Linked DNA regions of Homo sapiens: region 1 is linked to region 2. Evidence: read pairs that join two places in POLR2A ChIA-PET (ENCODE). Cell type or tissue: Caco-2. All regions are shown on one strand. Each heading gives the region's core, and the rest is flanking DNA. Links, peaks and the distances in the headings are about the cores only.

Region 1 (9,085 bases), core at 1,086-9,085, 150 kb before region 2:
CACAGGGGCCCACACTCACAGATACCCACCCGGCCACTCTGCTGGGGTCAGCAGGCCAGGGGCCAGTGGAATCACAAGAGGGGACCCTGGGGGCTCTGGGTGGCAGTGACGGAAAGAGTGGATACAGGGAAGACAGAGCTGTGGCAGCCACAGGGAAAGCAATGCTTTTTTTTCTTTTTTTAAAGACAAGGTCTCTGTCACCGAGGCTGGAGTGCAGTGGCACAGTCACAGCTCACTGCAGCCTCAACCTCCTGGGCTCAAACGATCCTCCCACCTCAGCCTCTTGACTAGCTGGGTCTACAGGTGTGCACCGCCATGCCTGGCTAATTTTTTTATTTTTTGTAGAAATGGGGTTTCACTATATTGCCCAGGCTCGTCTCCAACTCCTGGGGGCTCAAGCGATCCTCCCGCCTTGACTTCCCAAAGTGCTGGGATTATAAGCGTAAGCCACTGTGCCTGGTGGAAAAGCAATGCTTTTTCTCCCTCCTTGGACAGCATCGTGGGGCTAGGCTGGGTGTCCCACTGGAGCCTATGCCGGCCTATAGATAAAGGCTCCTCTGCCCTGGGAGACCCAGGCTCAGGCTCTCGCCCAGGCTTAGACTAGAGGAAGGGAGCAGATATTAATGACTCCAACTCGCCGTGGGCCTTCAGCCAGTCACTGTACTGCTCAGGTTTCAGTTTGCCCATCTGTTAAATGTACCCATGACCAGCAGCCCTGCCCACCCTGGGGCCATCAGACTGATGGCACAGGTGGCCGGCAAACACACAGCGGCACCCTAGTGTCCCACTGCCCGCAGCATACCCACACCCTGCGCCATCACACACTGGCCCCACCCCGCTGGGCACCAGGGCGCACCTTCCCTTGGCCTACCCCATGTGCTAAGCCCATCCCGCAACCAAGCCCTCCCTGCTCTCCCTACAGCCTGCGTAGACACCGCTCCTCAGATGCCCTCAGCATCCCTCACCTTCCCTGAAACCTTGTCTGAGAGACTGGGGCAAAATCTTTCCTTGGAGTTCTGCTGCCCCCAGATCCACCCGCCAACACTGGAGGCAGGCAGGGTCTCCTCTTGGACTGCCCTGAGGCAAGTAGGAAGTGGCTGGTTGCAGTCACTTTCACTATGCATGTTATAAAGCAACACTCATGCATCTGCGCCTCCTGACTGAGGTCTAACTGTTGGCAGCACTGCTGTGTAAAAGAACAGCCGTGTCCTCAGGGAACTCACACTCCAAGGTGTGTGTTAAGGGGCACAAACGTAAACGCTTGCAAAGCAGACAGCAGAGGGATGGGGGAGGCTGTTCTACACAAGGTGCTTGGGGGCTTCTCTGCGGAGGTGACATTTGAGCAGATGTGTGAATCTTTTGCTAAGACTCATTATGCAGAAAAAAATAACAGCAAAGATTTGTAAAAATAGCACAGGCAAGCCAACTCCTTCGGCGTGAAGAGCCAGTGTGGCCGCAGGAGCACACAGAAGAAACCCAGATGCTGGGGCCAGGGACGCAGGGAGTCTCCCTCTACCCTCCTCAGGCTTGGCTCAGTGGTGTGTGCCTCCTGGGCTTAGGGCTTCCAGCGCTGGGGCAGGCGCAGCAAGGAGTGTCTGCCTGGAGGGGTGCCTTGGCAGATGGCCAGGGAAAAAAAGAGGGAGCCCAGGAATCTGCGTGGCCTGGGAAGGAGGAGGAGGAGGGACGCAGGTAGCTTCTGCTGCATCCTCTCCCGCCTCCTGCTCTCCTTAGAAACCTCCCAACCAGGACTTCTGGAGTGGTCACAGGCCCTGGCGAAACACAGATGACTCTACAGCCTAAGACACTTAACCTCCCAGATAACCTGCAAAGAGGCAGTTTAAACTCTAGGACACCTGGTGAGGTCTGGGACAGGGAGGAGTGTGGTCATACCACTTTCTGGGCAAACAAGCAACTTTGGTAGATCCAGGATTTGGGAGCACAGATCTCTAGGCATGCCTCAAGGCATACAATTGGATATCAGGTTTTATAAAATACTTAAATGGGTATTTTGCCAACAATAGTGCCAGTGTTCCGCTACTTAATAACACACAGCACAAGCTGGCTTCAGTGGCTCATGCCTATAGTCCCAGCTACTGGGGAGGCTGAGGCAGGAGGATCGTTTAAGTCTAGGAGGCCAGGTTGGGTAACACAGCAAGACTCAGACTCAGACACAGCACACTAAAGGTAGAGACAGATATCCATCCACAAGGAATGGATAAATATCTTGTGGCACATCCATTACTGGAACATTACTCAGCAACAAAAAAGAATAAACTGGCCGGGCGCGGTGGCTCACACCTGTAATCCTAGCCCTTTGGGAGGCGAAAGCGGGCGGATCACGAGGTCAGGAGATTGAGACCATCCTGGCTAACACGGTGAAACCCCATCTCTACTAAAAACACAAAAAATTAGCCGGGCATGGTGGCAGGCGCCTGTAATCCCAGCTATTTGGGAGGCTGAGGCAGGAGAATCGCTTGAACCTAGGAGGTGGAGGTTGCAGTGAGCCAAGATCATGCCACTGCACTACAGCTTGGGTGACAGAATGAGACTCCATCTAAAAAAAAAAAAAAAAAAAAAAAGAATAAAACCAATATGCTCGAGGAATAAAGCCAGACCTGGCCTGGCTCAGTGGCCCACGCCTGTAATCCTGGCACTTTGGGAGGCCAAGGCGGGTGGATCACCTGAGGTCAGGAGTTCGAAACCAGTCTGGCCAACATGGTGAAACCCTGTCTCTACTAAAAGTACAAAAATTAGCTGGGAATAGTGGTGGGCACCTATAATCCCAGCTGTTTGGGAGACTGAGGCAGGAGAATCACTTGACCCTGGGAGGAAGAGGTTGCAGTGAGCCGAGATCCTGTCACTGCACTCCAGCCTGGGTGACAGAGCGAGATTCCATCTCAGAAAAAAAGGAAAAAGCCAGACCCCAAAGTGCATCTACTGTAGGCTTCCAGTTGCAGAAAGTTTAAGAACAGGCAAACTTAAGCCAGGGTGATAGAGACATTTGTTATTTTGATTCGATTGATGGCTACATGAAGGTCTGTATTAATCAAAACTCATCCAACTGCCAGGCGCGGTGGCTCATGCCTGTAATCCCAGCACTTCAGGAGGCGGAGGCAGACGGATGAGGTCAGGCGTTCGAGACCAGCCTGGCCAACATGGTGAAACCGTGTCTCTACTAAAAATACAAAAATTAGCTGGACATGGTGGCACATGCCTGTAATCCCAGCTACTTGGGAGGCTGAGGCAAGAGAATCACTTGAACCCGGGAGACAAAGGTTGCAGTGAGCTGATATCAGGCCACTGCACTCCAGCCTGGGTGACAGAGTGAGACTCCATCTCAAAAAAAAAAAAAAAAACCTCATCCAACTAACTGTTTAACATCTGCACATTTCACGACATGTAAAATTTACCTCAATAAGAGTTTCGACTGGTAAAAAATAAAACAAAGCAAAGAAAAAATACATTTGGCATTACAAATACCAAAAATAGATACTGCAAGCCTAAACCCACCATGCTACTCTTTTTGCCCTGACCATCAGGGAGCTTCAAGTTAAATTTGGATGCCTACTGAGCCTCGGCTTTCTGGGATAATTCTTCCTCCTTCCCCATACATTACATAATTCCAGATCTTTTCATGATCCCAGACTATTTGTGTCTTCTGCCATAATCTGCTTCAAATCCTTCTTGGAATTTGGTAGGGCTTAAATAATAAATTAAAATGACTGAAAAACCTTCCCAGCCTCTAATCCCCCTTGGAGAAGAGATTAACTTCAGAGCCGCGACTTGTGACCATCTCACCAGAGCAAGCATCCCTTCCACACTTCTGCCGAGGTCCCCAACCTGTCCCCAGAACTCTTTTTCCTTTTTCCTGCAGAGAGGGAGACAATGGCCCAGCACACAAGGACTGAGAGTGAGCCATAGAAACAATGGGGCTTGACCTGGAGGACACACGCAGGGCTGCAGCAAAGCCAAGGCCAAGGCCAGGGGTGAAGGTAAGCAGACAGAGGGAAGGTGGTGTGGGCCCCAGAACACCAGGGCACCAGTGGTAGGAAATGGGGAGGTCTGCAGGTATCACCCAGGCCCCCCACTCACCCTCCTGGCTGTAGGCCCCTCCCTTAAGGAGCCATGATCCCCAGGCAGGGGTGGAACCAGCCTCCCTCAGAGGCCCTGCCTGCCCCGTGCTGGCCCGACTGCTGCAGACCACACCTGAGCAGAGGCCTGCACCACTGCAGCGGCTCCCACGGCCTGCAATGCCGCCTCATTCCTGGGGGCACTTGGAGCAGGGCAGCAGCTGCATAGATGCGATGGGGCCAGCTGGTTGCCCCAATGCAGGTCACTCTCTGGTTGGAGTGAAGACAAGGACCTGACCATCCAAGGCTCAAGAGGCCAGGGTCCTGCAGGCCATGCCCGGGCAGGGGAGAGGCCAGGGTCATCCCACCACCAAGGCCTTGGCAGAAACCACACTGACCATAAAGAAAGGGCCACAGAACCCTAGGGGCAGAGGCCAATCAGCCTGGGTCCAGCCCAGCCTCCTCCCCACGCTGGCTGCCCAGGAGTCAGGAATGGGTCTGAGCCACTGCACTAGCCAACCATGGCCACATGAAGACAATAATCTCCACAGCAGTAGCTGCTGTTACTTAATCACCCTCCTTCTAACAGCTCTGGTCACCCCTCACCAAATTCTCACAAAATCCCAGGAGCTCTGTGCTCTTAACATCCCCATGACACAGAGGAGGAAACTGAGGCTCAGGGAGGTTCAGTAACTCACTCAAGGCACAGAGCCAACACTGTTCACTCTAGAGCCCTTGACCTTGACCCACCAAAACACTCTCCCCACCCCGCAGCAGCCTCTCCAGGAACCCCTTTCAGCCTCAAGCAAGGCTCTGAGGAGAGTGGCTGAGATCCCAGGCTCTGCACGGGGATACAGCCACTGGCCTGTGGGGGCTCCACGGTACTCCTGGGGCCACATACTCAGCAGGCGGCCAGGGGCAAGCTGCAGCCAGAAGGCACGAGAGACAGCGGGGCAAGCAGTCATGGGTTCTGCAGTGTGAAGAGGGAGCCTGACACAACCACATCACCCCACCAACAAATGGACAATGGCAGACGGCGCCGGGAAGGCTTCCTATGGATGATGGCGCAGAGCTTGAGGTGAATGGGAATGACCTGGTGAACGAGGCAGCTGGCTGGAGATCACTTCCTACAGAGGGAGGGACAGGCTGAGCCAAGGCCCAGCGGCAGAAGAGGGTGCGGCAGGGGCAGTGGGGCCTGAGCTGCGGACTTTGAACCTGGACACTGCCTCATCCCACTCTCTCTGTCCACTGCCTGGCTGCCAGGCCAGCTATGAACCCCAGGGCAGGCCTCATGGCTCCTTGGGCAGCTCCCCCACTCACACCACTGCCTGGCACAGAGCCAGTTCCAGGATTGCTGGCCAAGGTTTCAACCAGATGCTAAGGCTGGTCTACTCATCTCCATCTACCACTGCTGGGGCTGGCTGGGGCTAGACCCACCCTGCTGCACAGCCTTGGGTGCTACCTGCTCTGAGCCCAGGGTGCTTTGCCTCCCAGGGACGCAGAAGAGGTGACACAAACTCATCTTCGGGAAGCCACAGGTAGAGGGCTGGCTGCTGTCCACCGCTCAACAGGCTGCAGCCCCCACAAGTAGAGGCCATGCAGGACGATGCTTATTTTATGGCTTTGGATCCTGCCATATCTGGCTCCCACCCTGGCTCCACCTCTCACTGGCCAGGTGACCCTGGCAAGACACAGGCCCTCTGTGGGCCTGTGAGGTCCTGAGCCCAGTGCCCAGCACACAGGGCGGCATCCCTGAAAGGAGCCATCCCTCAACGAAGGGGCACAGGAGGAGCTGGAGTGGCCACACTCACTTCACAGATGGGAAGCAAGAAGCAGAACAGACAGCAGGGAGGCCTCTCTGCAGCTGGAAGCTGGCCTCTTACCTGGCAGGGCTGGGGGTGGCCAGCACCTGCCACCCCTAAACATGGACTCCCAAGCCAATGCCAGCCAGAGGTCTGAGGTGGGTGGCACATTTCCTTCCAAATGTGTCCTCTCAGCTGCAGGAAGAGTCAGGCCCAGAGCGCTGGGCGAGAGGAAGGCATGGGAATACCCACAGGGTGTCCAGGCAGCACACGAGCACTGCACTGCTCTATGCCTGGAGCAGAGGAAGGGGCACTGAGCAGGTAGCAGGGACGCCCTGGCTCCTTCCCCTCTCTGGGTCCGGGACTGCATGTGAGTCAAATGACAAGGTGACACCAGCTGATCCCCGGCATCTCCCCTCCCCCAACACTCAGGGGGTCGCTACCCGCACAACCAGCCCACCAATCTCTCACCCTGCTTCCCCTCCCATCCCCTTCTGAAGCATCTTATAATTTCTGTGGGCCAAAGTGCCTGCTGCGTCAGCCCATCTAGGAAAAGACTGCCCAAATGGATGGGTGTGCTTAAAACCCAGACGTGTCCCTGAGCAGTCGCCACTCTGGGTTCCAAGGGCAGGGCTTGAGCAGGCAGCTCAGTCTGGAAGCCTCCGCAGGGCCTCCTCAGCACATGAAAGCAATTTTCCGAACACTTCAAGACTGTTCCAAAAATGAATTCTCCTCTTGGCCCCACCACCTCACACACTGCCCAAGGTCCCAGGAGAGAGAGCCACGGTGATCTGCCAGCCAGCCACGTAGGGGGCAGATGGCAAAGACCTCTGCCCACCCCCAGCAGAATTCTCCTGGGCTGTGACTACAAGGGAGAGGGTAGGAGATGACTCAGAGCCCGTGATGGTGTGGCCAGGCTGCAGGTCCCCACGACAGTGCCTATCTGTCCAAGTCCTACCCAGCCCGCTGTTCCTCTCTTGTTACAGATGAGGCACAGTGCCAAAGAAGGCTGCCCAAAGTCCTGTAAGGCAAGGGGTCAGGGTGCCATCCCAGACTCCATGCCCAGAGCTTGGCTCTGACTGTGGACAACCAAACCAAATCAAACGGGGACCTCCCCATAGAGGCCCGCCCAGGCTGGGATGTGGCCAGAGTGACATTCCCTAATCACTACTGCCCTGGGATACCGGCCCTCCAGCAGGCTCAGGTGGTCCGCCTTGTCCCTCTGCCCAGTGCCCACAGGAGCAGGGCTGGCCAGTCCCCTGAGGCCCTGGGCCAGAGAAGTCCAGAACTTTCCAGGAGAGCAGAACAGAAGAGAGGAAGGGCTTGGCAGGCATGTTCTGTCTTCCTTCTTTCTGAAGACGAGACGATTATGCTCTGAACCAGAACGGATGGCGGGGCTCACATCAGCACAGTCTGGAAGCCCTCATTTTTTCATCTGTAAATACATTACCACTTCTGGAGGCGAGCAGGAGCGGGCTCTTTAATTCCACAATAACAATGCTTTGCACTTGGCCAGCTTCCCTCTGGTCATCTGCACTCACTCTGGGATAGTTAATGAAGAGGCCACTTGCCAGAAAGCCCCCACTGCCTGCTTCACGGAAAGGATGGGGTCCTCCGGGTGAGGAGCAGTTCCAGAAACAAGGCCAGAGTGGACAGGGCTCTGGAGGGAAAAGCCCCTAACTAGGCAGGGAAACGATGGCTGGAGGCCACAGCTCGCCAGGTGCAGATGGTGTCCCTTCCTGGCAGGACGCCGGGGTGTCCGCCTCCCACCTCCCACTTCAGTCTGTCCATCTGTCATGTGGGGCCTGCACCTGAGGCCTGGTTACCCGGGGTAGCCAGGATCACTTGCTGTTCTCAGGAGGTGAGACTGAGATGCTCAGAGATGCCAGTGCCCAAGTGTGGAAACATGGCCCGGGGGTCTGCCGAAGCCAGGCTGCCCGGCCAGGAAGAGGGGGTGTCGGACAGAAAACTCCCTACGGCCAGCGGGGAGGAAGCGGCCAGTCAGGGCCCCGGGGGTTCCGCAGCGAGAGGAAAACTTCCCAGGAAAGTGAGCCCATCCGCCGTGGAGGGCAGGCACGGCTCCCATCCAGCCAAGCCGTCCTGGGGGAGGGGTGGCTCCGGCGACTGGCAGAGACCGCGCCCCAACCTGGCCACCCCGGGGGAGTCCCGGGAGCGCCGCAGGGCAGCAATCCGAGGGAGGTCTTGCGGGACAGCACAGGCCTCCCACCCCCTCATCCGGCCCAGCAGTCCCGGAGGGGAGTCGCGGGAGCGGCAGAGACCCCTCCCCGCTAGGCCTAGCCGTCCTGGTGCGGGGTCCTGGCGGGCAACAGACTCCTGCCTGGCCCAGCTGTCCCAGGGGTTTCCCGGGGACCAACAAAGAGTCTTCCCGACCTAGCCATCTTGGGGGGCTCCCCGAGGGGACAGTACGGACCCCAGCCCGATCCAGCTCTCCTGAAAGAGGATGGAAAGGCGGGGGCAGAGAGGCCGGCTTGGGGGAGCCTCCCCCAGCCGGTGCGCTCTCCCCCGGGGCCGAGGAGGCCCCAGTGAGGCGACCCCCAGTCCGGGAGCCAACGCGGCATCAGGCCCGCAGCGGGCGGGGCGAGGTCGCAGCCGGGCGGGGGACAGCCGGCCCGGGGTCCCGGGCGGCGCGGTACTCACAGGCACGGACATCTTGGCCGCCGCCCCCGGGGCCTGGCGGGCAGCGGCGCCAGCGGGCTGGGGGCTCGGGTCCGCCCGCGCCGCTCAGAGGCCCCGCGAGGGGTCCCGGCGCTTTCCGGCTCCTCCGGCTCCTGAGCGTTCCCGGACGCCGGACTGTCCGGCCGCTCCAGCCGCGCCGCGCATGCGCCGCCCGCGCCGCCCCCCCCACCGTCTCCGCGGCCAGGGACGCGTTAAAGGTGAGGACCCCGGACCTAGGCCTTTTTCTGTCGGCCCAACGCGGCGGGGAGGCGCGGTCTCCTCCGCTCCTCGCCGATCCCTCGCGGGCCACCTCCAGTCGCACCAGCTCTGGGTCGCCCAACCAGTCCCCTCCCCCAACACTACACTGCCCTGTGGCCCTGGCCGGGCTCCTAGGCCCTGTGTCCGGGCGCAGACCGGGAGGGCTCGGCCGGCGGAAGGTGATCGCGGGGCAGCATAGCAGGCCTCCCGGAGCCCCTCTGCCCTCCCCCAGCTGAGAGCGAGCCCCGAGACCCCCAGGGAAGAGGAGCTCCCCACCCC
Region 2 (10,396 bases), core at 1,140-9,139:
TGTTCACTTGGGAGGCTGTGGTGGGAGGCTGACGTGGGAGGATCACTTGAGCCCATGAGTTCAAGGTTACAGTAATCAATGATTGCACAACCACACTCCAACCCGAGTGACAGAGTGAGTTAGCTCCTGTCTCTCAAAAACAAAAAATAATCCTAGTACTTCCAGGCAAGAAAGCAATTTAACATGTTTTTCAGTAGCAAATAAATTATAAGGGTAAAAATGCAAGTTAGAAACCTAGAAAAATAGTGTTTCTACAAATTAACACATTTCATAGAATGTTTTGAATTGTATTTTCTATTAAAAAAATATTCACACATGGCTGGGTGTGGTGGCTCATACTTGTAATCCCAGCACTTTGGTGGGCCAAGGCAGCAGGATCACTTGAGTCCAGGAGGTTCAAGAGCAGCCTGGGCAACACAGTGAGATGACATTGCTACAAAAAAATTTTAAAAGTTAGATGGGCAAGGTGGCATATGCCTGTAGCTCCAGTTACTCAGGAGGCTGAGGTCGGGGGAAATCAACTGAGCCTCGTAGGTTGGTTGAGGCTAGCGTGAATGACAGAGCAAGACCCTGTCTCAAAAAAAAAAAAAAAAAAGAAAAAAAAGAATTCATGTATAGGAAATTTGGGCTTCCAGAATTCCTTTTTCCTTTCACTAAAAAATAACTGTAATTATAACTTGACGGGATAAATCATTGAAAATGGCTATAATGAAGCATTTAATACAAACTTTGAAAACACAGTATCACAGGCAGGGTGCGGTGGCTCACACCTGCAATCCAAGCACTTTGGGAGGTGAAGGCAGGAGGATCACCTCAGCCCAGAAGTTCGAGACCAGCCTAGGCAAAATGGTGAAACCCATCTCTACAAAAAATACAAAAATTAGCCAAGCGTGGTGTATGCCTATAGTCCCACGCACTCGGCAGGCTGAGGTGGGAGAATGACTTGAGTCCTGGAGGTTGAGGCTGTAGTGAGCTGAGATTGTGTCACTGCACCACAGCCTGGGTGACAAAGAGAGACTCTGTCTCAAAAAAGGAAGGAAGGAAGGAAGGGAGAGAGGGAGGGAGGGAGGGAAGGAGGAGAGAGAAAGAACGCACGCACAGTACATCTTTTATCCAGATTCATTGCAGATAAAGGCAAAAAATGAAAACCCTGAACTAAATGAAACTTTTTTAAAATGTATACTTCTGATCCCATGAAAATATCTCTGTGTTACACCCTGGCAGATCCCATGTTAAAAAAAAAATCTGTGTGAAGGATGGAAGGGTGGTCAGAAGGCAGGAAGGAGAAAACCAACAAAGAAATAATTTACCTACAAATGATCCCCCAGGAGGAGTACAGTCATCAATACAACTTAGATTAAGAAGAAAGAAACAAGCTCTTTCACCACAATAAAAACTTCAAATATTAATATAAACAGTGGGCCAGGTGCAGTGGCTCACACTGTAATTGCAGCACTTTGGGAGGCTGAGGAGGGTGGATCATAAGGTCAAGATTTCAAGACCAGCCTGGCCAAAATGGTGAAATCCCATATCTACTAAAAATACAAAAATTAGCTGGCACGCTGGCAGGCACCTGTAATCCCAGCCACTCGGGAGCCTGAGGCAGGAGAATCACTTGAACCAGAAGGCGGAGGTTGCAGAGAGCCGAGATCATGCCACTGTACTCTAGCCTCGGCAACAGATCAAGACCCTGTCTCAAAATAATAATAATAAAAAAAAATAGTGTTGATTCAAAGTGTGTGTCTGACATTTAATACTGAGAATTGATATTTTACTCAGCTTTTTGTTTTTTTGTTTTGAGACAGAGTCTCGCTCTGTTGCCCAGGCTGGAGTGCAGTGGTACGATCTCGGCTCACTGCAACCTCTGCCTACTGGATTCAAGTGATTCTCCTGCTTCAGCCTCCCAAGTAGCTAGGATTACAGACGTGCACCACCACACCTGGCTAATTTTTTTTATTTTTAGTAGAGACGGGGTTTCATCATGTTGTTCAGGCTGGTCTCGAACTCCTAACCTCAAGCAATCCACCCACCTTCGCCTCCCAGAGTGCTGGGATTACAGGCATGAGCCACCGTGCCAGGCCAGTTTTTTGTTTTAATAACAGAATAAAAGGTAACAGTGATTCCCTGTATATTAACACTTCCAATGAACAGCCTGTATAATTACAAAATTCTTTTCTTTTTCCTGTCTGCGGTTCATTTTGACCACATGCATTGAAATGTAATGTTATGTCTATTAAATCTTTTTTTCCCCCACACCTGTCGATAGAGGTTAAAAGGCCCACACTTGGAAGGGGCAGGTGGCCCCAGTTATACACACACACAGTGCTGTGGTGCTGCAGCCTGAGCCCCGCCGCCACAAAGAGAGGCAGTAGGGTATCTGTCGAATCTTAGTAAAAATTTAGTTATCTTTTATATTTGTTTTTCTAGTAATTCCTTTTTATTGTGTTTTTAGAAAAGTACTGGTCTGCTATAGATTGAAAATTTTAAGTTGGGGTCCTTCACTATAGATAGTAATCTGCTCTAACATTAACTTTACTGAATATGAGAGTTATATCGTGCTACAATGGAGAATGCCCTTGGTCGTAGGAGACACGTGCTAAAGTATTAAAGGCTGATGTGTCACAATGTCTACAAGTAATTCTCAAATGGTTCAGCCAAAACAAAAGAAAAACCCAGATATAGATGGTGAGAGAGAGGCAATACATTAACCAGTGGTGAATCTGGATCATAGGTATGTAGGTGTTTGTTGTAATACTATTCTTGCAACATTTCTATAAGTGTGACATTTTTCAGAAGAAGAAGTTAGAGAGAAAATTTTAATAATAAAAAGTTTTGTTCCATACCATTTGTAAAAGTGATAATGGCCAGGCAGAGTAGTACATCCCTGAAGTCCCAGTTACTTAGGAGGCCAAGGCTGGAGGATCACTTGAGCCCAGGTGTTCAAGACCAGCCTAGGCAACACAGCAAGACCCTTTCTCAAAAAAAAAAAAAAAAAAAAAAAAAAAAAAACCCAAAACAAAAAAACTGATAGTGTCAATTCTTTTCCCTAAATATAGCTTCACTAGATAAATAATTGTTGAAAACATTATTTTTAAGAATAACAATTTTAGGGAAAATTGTATTTTCAGAGAGCCTACAGGTCTAATTAATTACTGCCAATGAAAATCAATGTAACTGCCTATAAAATTATTGATTGGCACTTCCTCTGTTCTCATGCAGCTCTAAATCACAAATCTGCTATTTTCACATAATAAAATTGAAATAAATGGGGGAAGGGAAATTACAGGGATGTGGCTCTTACCTAACAGCCAGGAGACTAACTTGCTCAAGGCATTAAGCCCTTACTTAACCTATGGTAAATAAACCTTATTAATCAATCAGAAAAATATTATTAAGCTAAGAAAATAATATTGAGGCCGGGGACAGTGGCTCATGCCTGTAATCTCAGCACTTTGTGAGGCCAAGGCAGGCGGATCACGAGGTCAGGAGTTCAAGACCAGTCTGGCCAACATGGTGAAACCCTGTCTCTACTAAAACTACAAAAAAAAAGTCCAGGCACGGTGGATCACACCTGTAATCCCAGCACTTTGGGAGGCCGAGGCGGGCGGATCACGAGGTCAGGAGATCGAGACCATCCCGGCTAACATGGTGAAACCCCGTCTCTACTAAAAATATTAAAAAATTAGCCGGGCATGGTGGTGAGCACCTGTAGTCCCAGCTACTCGGGAGGCTGAGACAGGAGAATGGCGTGAACCCAGGAGGTGGAGCTTGCAGTGAGCCGAGACTGTGCCACTGCACTCCAGCCTGGGCGACAGAGCAAGACTCTGTCTCAAAAAAAAAAAAAAAAAAGAAAAAAAAAGGCCAGGAGTGGCAGCTCATGCCTGTAATCCTAGCACTTTGGGAGGCCAAGGCGGGTGGATCACCTGAGGTCAGGAGTTCAAGACCAGCCTGGCCAACATGGCGAAACCCCATCTCTACTAAAAACACAAAAATAACAGGGCATGGTTGCACAGGCTTGCAATCCCATCTACTTGGGAGGCTGAGGAAGGAGAATCACTTGAACCTGGGAGGTGGAGGTCGCAATGAGCCGAGATCGCACCCTGTACTCCAGCCTGCACAACGGGAGCGAGACTCCATCTAAAAAAAAACAAAAACAAAACAAAAAAACTACAAAAGAATTAGCTGGGTATGGTGGCGTGTGCCTGTAATCCCAGCTACTCGGGAGGCTGAAGTAGGAGAATTGCTTGAACTGGGACCCGGGAGGCAGAGGTTGCAGGGAGCCGAGATCACGCCACTGCATTCCATCCTGGGCTACAGAGCAAGACTCCGTCTCAGAAAAAGAAAATAATATTGAAACCAAATTTCTCTCCTTGTATTTTCAATTATTATCTGATTTCTGAGACTTCAATGGGGCTCATATTGCAGTCAAGGAGAGTAATAAAGGGAGACATGACTTACCAAAAGTCACAAAACATGGCAATGATCAAGTGGAACAAAATACTTAACTCATATTCCCTTGCTTCTGTTCAGCTGAGCACTTCGTAAAGCTCAAAAACTACACTGCTATATGTGAAAGGACCTTTCTCATACTCCCTGGTAATTTATAGAGCCAGTTTTCCTTGAGTTCAAGTATAACTCTCCCAAAATATTATGATGGATTGAAAAGAGGATAGATGGCTAACACCAGTTAGAGAGAGACGCTCATTTTTGAAAATGCTAGTTTCAAAGTTTTTGAAGGTTCTCTTACCTTACTTCTTCACCAGCAAAATCAAACACCTTGGTGATTTTAACTTTTTCTGTTTCTTTAGGTTTCTCTAGCTCTTCTGCTTTTACCAACAATTTACTTGAACTTGTCTCTTCAGTCTCCTCTCCTTTCTATAAAAAAAACAAGAAATGTAATGTTTCACCAAAAGATGAACCATATTGTTTACAGATACTTTTTATTTTTTTTTCTTTGAGATAGCGTCTCACTCTGTAGCCCAAGCTGGAGTGCAGTAACACAATCTTGGCTCACTGCAACCTCCCCACCTCCCAGGTTAAAGCGATTCTCCTTGCTTCAGCGTCCAAAGTAGCTGGGATTACAGGCAACCGCCACCACACCCAGCTAATTTTTGTATTTTTAGTAGAGACAGGATTTCGCCATGTTGGCCAGGCTGGTCTCGAACTCCTGACCTCAAATGATCCACCTGCCTCAGCCTCCCAAAGTGCAGGGATTGTTGGTGTGTGGCACTGCAGTCAGCCTATAGCTACTCTTAAATGTTTCATCTCTAACCAGTTAAAGGCCTATTGGAAACTTACATGATTAGAGAAGCTTATTCTCCTACCACAGGAAATGCTTTGCTTTTCACTTAGTACAATTGTTATCAAAAGGCATCTGGTCGATTTCCGTAGGCTTCAAATCTCAGTAATGTAGGGTATTTCTGGAGAGGCATTCACCTCACTAATGTCTCAACTTACCTTAACTTGTGTACTTGGGGGCACTTTTGATTTTGGTCCCACATCATTGAGGAAGCTGGCCCAGAGTTCGTCCTCCTTCTTTTTCCTGGCATCCTCTGATCCAATGCCTTTTTCCTGCTCTGCAGCGTCATCTTCCTCCTCACTACTGCTTCCCTCAGATTCTGAATTGGCATCCTCCTCTTCCTCTTCTTCTAATGAGAGGCCACCTTGTCTTCTCTTCCTAATCACCAGCAGTCACAGGAAAAAGGAAAGACAGCACAAAACGATTTCAGTTATCCCTCTCCCAATCCCAAAGGTAATCTTATAAACCCAAGAACACTTTAAATTCTGGGACTACTGGTTAATATACTGAAGTGAGTAGAAGAGTTAAGCTGAAATTTTATAGAAGAAAAAAAAAGAATTGAAAAAAAAAAAAACTGAGCTCTTAGTGCTAACTTTTCTCCAATCACTTAAAATCAAAGTATAGCGTTCTCCTTCTAAATCAGGACCAGCTGTTTTCACAAAGAAAACATCCAAATCACCTAATCACAGAATTAATCTATCCAGAAAGAATATTCTAAGAACATATTATATGTGCCAGACATTGTTGACTTTTTAAAGCTACTCCATTTGTAGAACAAGTTCTATTTAGAAGAGCCTCAACTTTATTTGCACTATTTCTTCCAAGAGTTCTCAAGGAAAAAGAAAAAAATCCATGTTTCTTCCCACTTTCGGAAGAACTGAGAGCTGGAACATAGAAAAATTCAAGGACAGGCCAGGCGCAGTGGCTCACACCTGTAATCCCAGCACTCTGGGAGGCCAAGGCCCACACAGAGATTCCACTACCTTTTTTCTCTTTTACTTCATATAAACTTTCATCACAACAAGATGAGAAAATTAGCCGGGCATGTTGGTGGGTGCCTATAATCCAGCCACTCGGAGGCTGAGGCAGGGAACTGAACCCAGGAGGCGGAGGTTGCATTGAGCAGAGATCACGCCACTGCACTCCAGCCTAGGCAACAGGGCGAGACTCTGTCTCAAAAAAAAAAAAAAAAAAAAAAAATTCAAGGACAAAAAAACTGGGCCCAAGACTTATAAGAGTATATTGCTTCTTAGACTATTTTGACTTTAGGTGAATCAATCTAATATCTACATTCTTTTTTCTTTTTCATAAATGATAATCTGCTTTTTGCTTCAATGCCCAGGAAGACAGAAACACCCAAGTGAGGTAAAAGACTTCTATGGAAGATGCCCTTATCTAAGTTAAATAACCTGTCAGAATTTTCATAATTTTCATGGGAAAAGAAGCCCATACCAGGCCTATGCCAGGCAATGGGCTAATATCTGTATTTTTAAAATTTAATTGCATATATAACCTTAGATCAAACAATTCCACTTCTAAATGTTACATTTACAGATATATTTATACATGTATACATTATATACATTTATATATTTATGTATACTTTGTATACATGTATACAAAGAATATTCACTGCACTCTTCTTTGTTGTAGTAAAGACTAGATACAATCTAAACATCCCTCGATACAGGAAAGCCTAAATAAAGTAAGGCCTATTCACATAACGTAATACTATGAAAAGGAGGAGATACTGCCATGGTACTATCTCCAAGATGTGAAATAAAGAGAAATGAAAATGAGAAAGTGAGTATGCTACTATTTATATTTTTTTTCTAAAAAAAAAATGAAGAAAATATAGACATATATGCATTTGCATGCACAGACTATCTCTGGTAGCATAGTTCTTCAGAGGCAAAGCAACAAGGTCTAGGAACAGGGTAAACATCTTTTCAGGGACTGAATTTTCTGTTCTAACCATATGTACATATTACCTATTAACATTTTCTTTACATTAAAGCTCAAAATGTTTAAAGCTTTCCAGAGACCAAGAAGTTAATCCTAAAATAACAGCAAATGTTTCCCTCAAAGAGAAAAGGGTTAGAAACTCTGGCTTCATTAAATCTATCATGAGACCAATCTTAGCAATCAGGATGGTTGTGACAATAGCCCCTAACTTCTAAGGGCCTTGAAGGCAGCATCACCTGGCTGGAATGCTCTGGGCCTTTCTTTTTTTCCCTTGGGTTTTCTGTGTCTGCTCTTCACCATCCACTTCATCTTCCTTCACTAATTCATTTACATCATCTTCACTATACTCTCCACCTGAAATCACATAACAGGGTGATCAGACAGGAATAAAGGTTTTCACATCAAGATGAGACATTTTCATTAATACAAGCTTTCACACCGAGACATTTTCATTAAGAAAAAGTGAATTTTCCCCTACTCTTCACCTAACGAAAACATCATTTCCTTGGGGAAGTCTTCTCTGCCCCTGAAGACTACCCTACGTTCTTCTATCGTAGGCTTCCATGGCAGTCTCTATTTCCCCTCCAAAACTCATCCCACTTATATTTAATGTTGGTAATTTCTGCTGTGCTGTATACTCCAAGAGGACATAAACCCTGTTCATTGTGACTTTTAAGTATTCACTAAATGAATGAGTGAATGAACAGAAATTTCAATTCTACTAATGTGTTTCTCAAAGAAGAAACTGATGCACTACCTCATCTTGGGTATCTTTCAAATCTAATTTAAAAAACACTTTGTCTTCTCAATAAAAGAAGTTTAAAAGGAAACCTAAAGACTTCCAGTTAAACATAGCAGAAAGAACAAACACACCCATGTCCCATTGTCAGACACTGACATTCAAGGGTCCCCAACAAAAGAGTGTTGCTTGGATGTCTGACCACATGCTGTGGGTACCAGTCAATAAACCAACCCTGCCCACACAGAGATTCCACTACCTTTTTCCTCTTTTACTTCATATAAACTTTCAATTGAAGTGTACATACCAAAAAGCACACAAATCTAATATACAGTTCAATGGAATGACACACAGTGAACACACTTGCATAACCAGGGCCCCAGCTCGAGGAACTGAACATTAGCAGCATCCCAGAAGGCCCCCTGTGCTCCCTTCCAGTCACTAACAACTGCCCTACCCCTAAAGGGAACCAATATCCTGACTTCTAAAGTCACGGGTTAGTTTTGCCTGCTTTTCAACTTTCAACAGAAGCCTGCAGTGTGTACTCTTCTGTGTCTGGCTTCTTTTATTCAACATTATGTTTGTGAGAGTCACCCACATTGTTGCAGTGTAGCTGTAGTTTATTCATTCTCACTCCTGAACAGTAAATAGTGTGTCATTGTATGACTATACCATAATCCGTTTATTCATTCTACTGCTGATGCACAACTAGGTTGTTTCCAATTTGGAGTCATTACAAACAGTACTGTTGTGATACTCCTGTGCATCCAATCAGCTTTATTTATTTATTGAGACGGAGTCTTGCTCTGTCACCCAGGCTGGAGTGCAGTGGCGCGATCTTGGCTCACTACAACCTCTGCCTCCCAAGTTCAAGCGATTCTCCTGCCTTGGCCTCCTGAGTAGCTGACATTACAGAAGTGTGCCACCACACCCAGCTGATTTTTATACTTTTAGTAGAGATGGGGTTTTATCATGTTGGCCAGGCTGGTTTTGAATTCTGACCTCAGGTGATCCAGCCGCCTTGGCCTCCCAAAGTGCTGCGATTACAGACAGGAGCCACCGCACACGGCCTCCAATCAGCTTTTAAATACTTCACTTATAATGTACCAAGGACCACCAAACACTTGAGAAAAGCCTCCAATATGAAAGGCAAGATTCAAGACAAACAGAAAGGAATTCAGAGGAAACAAAATTAGTGCAGAAAGAGGGGATGGGGAGGGGGACAGATTAAAAACTTAAGGAAAAAGGATTTGTAATTAATATCCTGAAAGAGGTAAGAGAAACTGTGGCATCCATGGAATAAAAATAAGACTTTTAAAATAATTCAGAAAAATGAAACAAACAAAAAAGCTCGTAAAAACTAAAACAATGATAAAAGAGATTTAAAAAAAAAAAAAAAAGGTAAACCAGTGGCTCACGCCTATAATCTCAGCCCTTTGGGAGGCCGAGGCAGGTGGTTCGCCTGAGCCCAGGAGTTGAAGACCAGCCTGGGCAACTGTGAAACCCTGTCTCTACAAAAAAATACAAAAATTAGCTGGGCTTGGTGGTACACACCTCTAGTCTAAGCTGAGGCAGAAAGATCACTTGAGCCTGGGAGGTCAAAGCTAGAGTGAGCCAAGATCACACCACTGCACTCCAGCCTGGGTAACAGAGCAAGACCCTGTCTCAAAAAAATAAATACATAAATTAAAAAATTTTTTAAAGGCGATGAGAAGGAGCCAGCTGTGTGAAAATCTGGAGAATAAGCATTTGAGGCTGAGGTGGAAACAATCAATATCCAAAATGGAATTCTGTTTGACATCCCAAACACCAAGGGCTAAGTGACAGTGTTTCATGAAGAGAGCAGTGAGTTCCTGCTTAAGACAGCAATCTGAACATAGAAATGTAATTTTACTTCCTCCTGAACCTAGTGAGACCCCATATCTAAAAAAAATTTTTAAACATTAGCCAGGCATGGTGGAGAATGCCTATGGTCCCAGCTGCTTGGGAGGCTAAGGGGAGGATCACTTGAACCCAGGAGGTCAAGGCTGAAGTGAGCCATGAACACGCTACTGCATTCCAGCCTGGGTGACAGTGAGACCCTGTCTCAAAAACAAAAACAAAAACAAATACCACCCCAAAATACAAAGAAACACAAATGTATTTACCTTTTTATCCAGCAGTCCCACTTCTATCCCAGAATATATAATAGTTTATTCACTCAGTACTGTTTGTAATAACAAAAAATTAGAAACAACTCAAGTTGTCTCACAGTAAGTGACTGGCTGAAAATGCTATGGTCCATCTAAATAATGGAATACCACAGTCATTACAATGCAATGTGTAAAATTTCTATGTATTTACCTCCAAGATATACTCTTAAGTTAAACAGAAAAAAAAGGAGAGGAAAAGCA

What was found. ChIA-PET counts read pairs that join two places held together with the same protein. Peaks named below come from ENCODE experiments on the same cell type or tissue, not always from the same donor. Only the 100,000 strongest peaks of a DNase experiment are listed, where the experiment ranks them.
Region 1: POLR2A ChIA-PET joins it to region 2 with 5 read pairs; 4 of 35 experiments call an interaction of 5 or more read pairs at or near these places.

What each region holds. Positions count from the first base shown.
Region 1 is chr16:75,257,295-75,266,379 of GRCh38, forward strand. LOC105371344 (a long non-coding RNA gene) reads left to right here. Exons shown (of 3, transcript XR_933740.3): 2 at 3,875-3,992; 3 at 4,845-5,954. It also overlaps a transcript of BCAR1 not described here. Among named protein-coding and RNA genes, the nearest start is that of BCAR1, 10 kb to the left of the region's middle. RefSeq lists enhancers at 3,705-4,504, 6,101-6,898, 6,899-7,696 and silencers at 8,043-8,132, 8,143-8,232, 8,483-8,552, 8,623-8,742, 8,923-8,982. In Caco-2, for the core only: no CTCF peak of the experiment used is centred there; DNase peaks (open chromatin) are centred at 5,216 and 8,807; H3K4me3 peaks cover 1,716 bases.
Region 2 is chr16:75,407,078-75,417,473 of GRCh38, forward strand. CFDP1 (craniofacial development protein 1) reads right to left here. Exons shown (of 7, transcript NM_006324.3): 2 at 7,501-7,618; 3 at 5,458-5,677; 4 at 4,748-4,875. It overlaps LOC124900382 (small nucleolar RNA SNORA76), which reads right to left and starts at 2,389; the gene lies at 2,255-2,389. In Caco-2, for the core only: no CTCF peak of the experiment used is centred there; no DNase peak of the experiment used is centred there.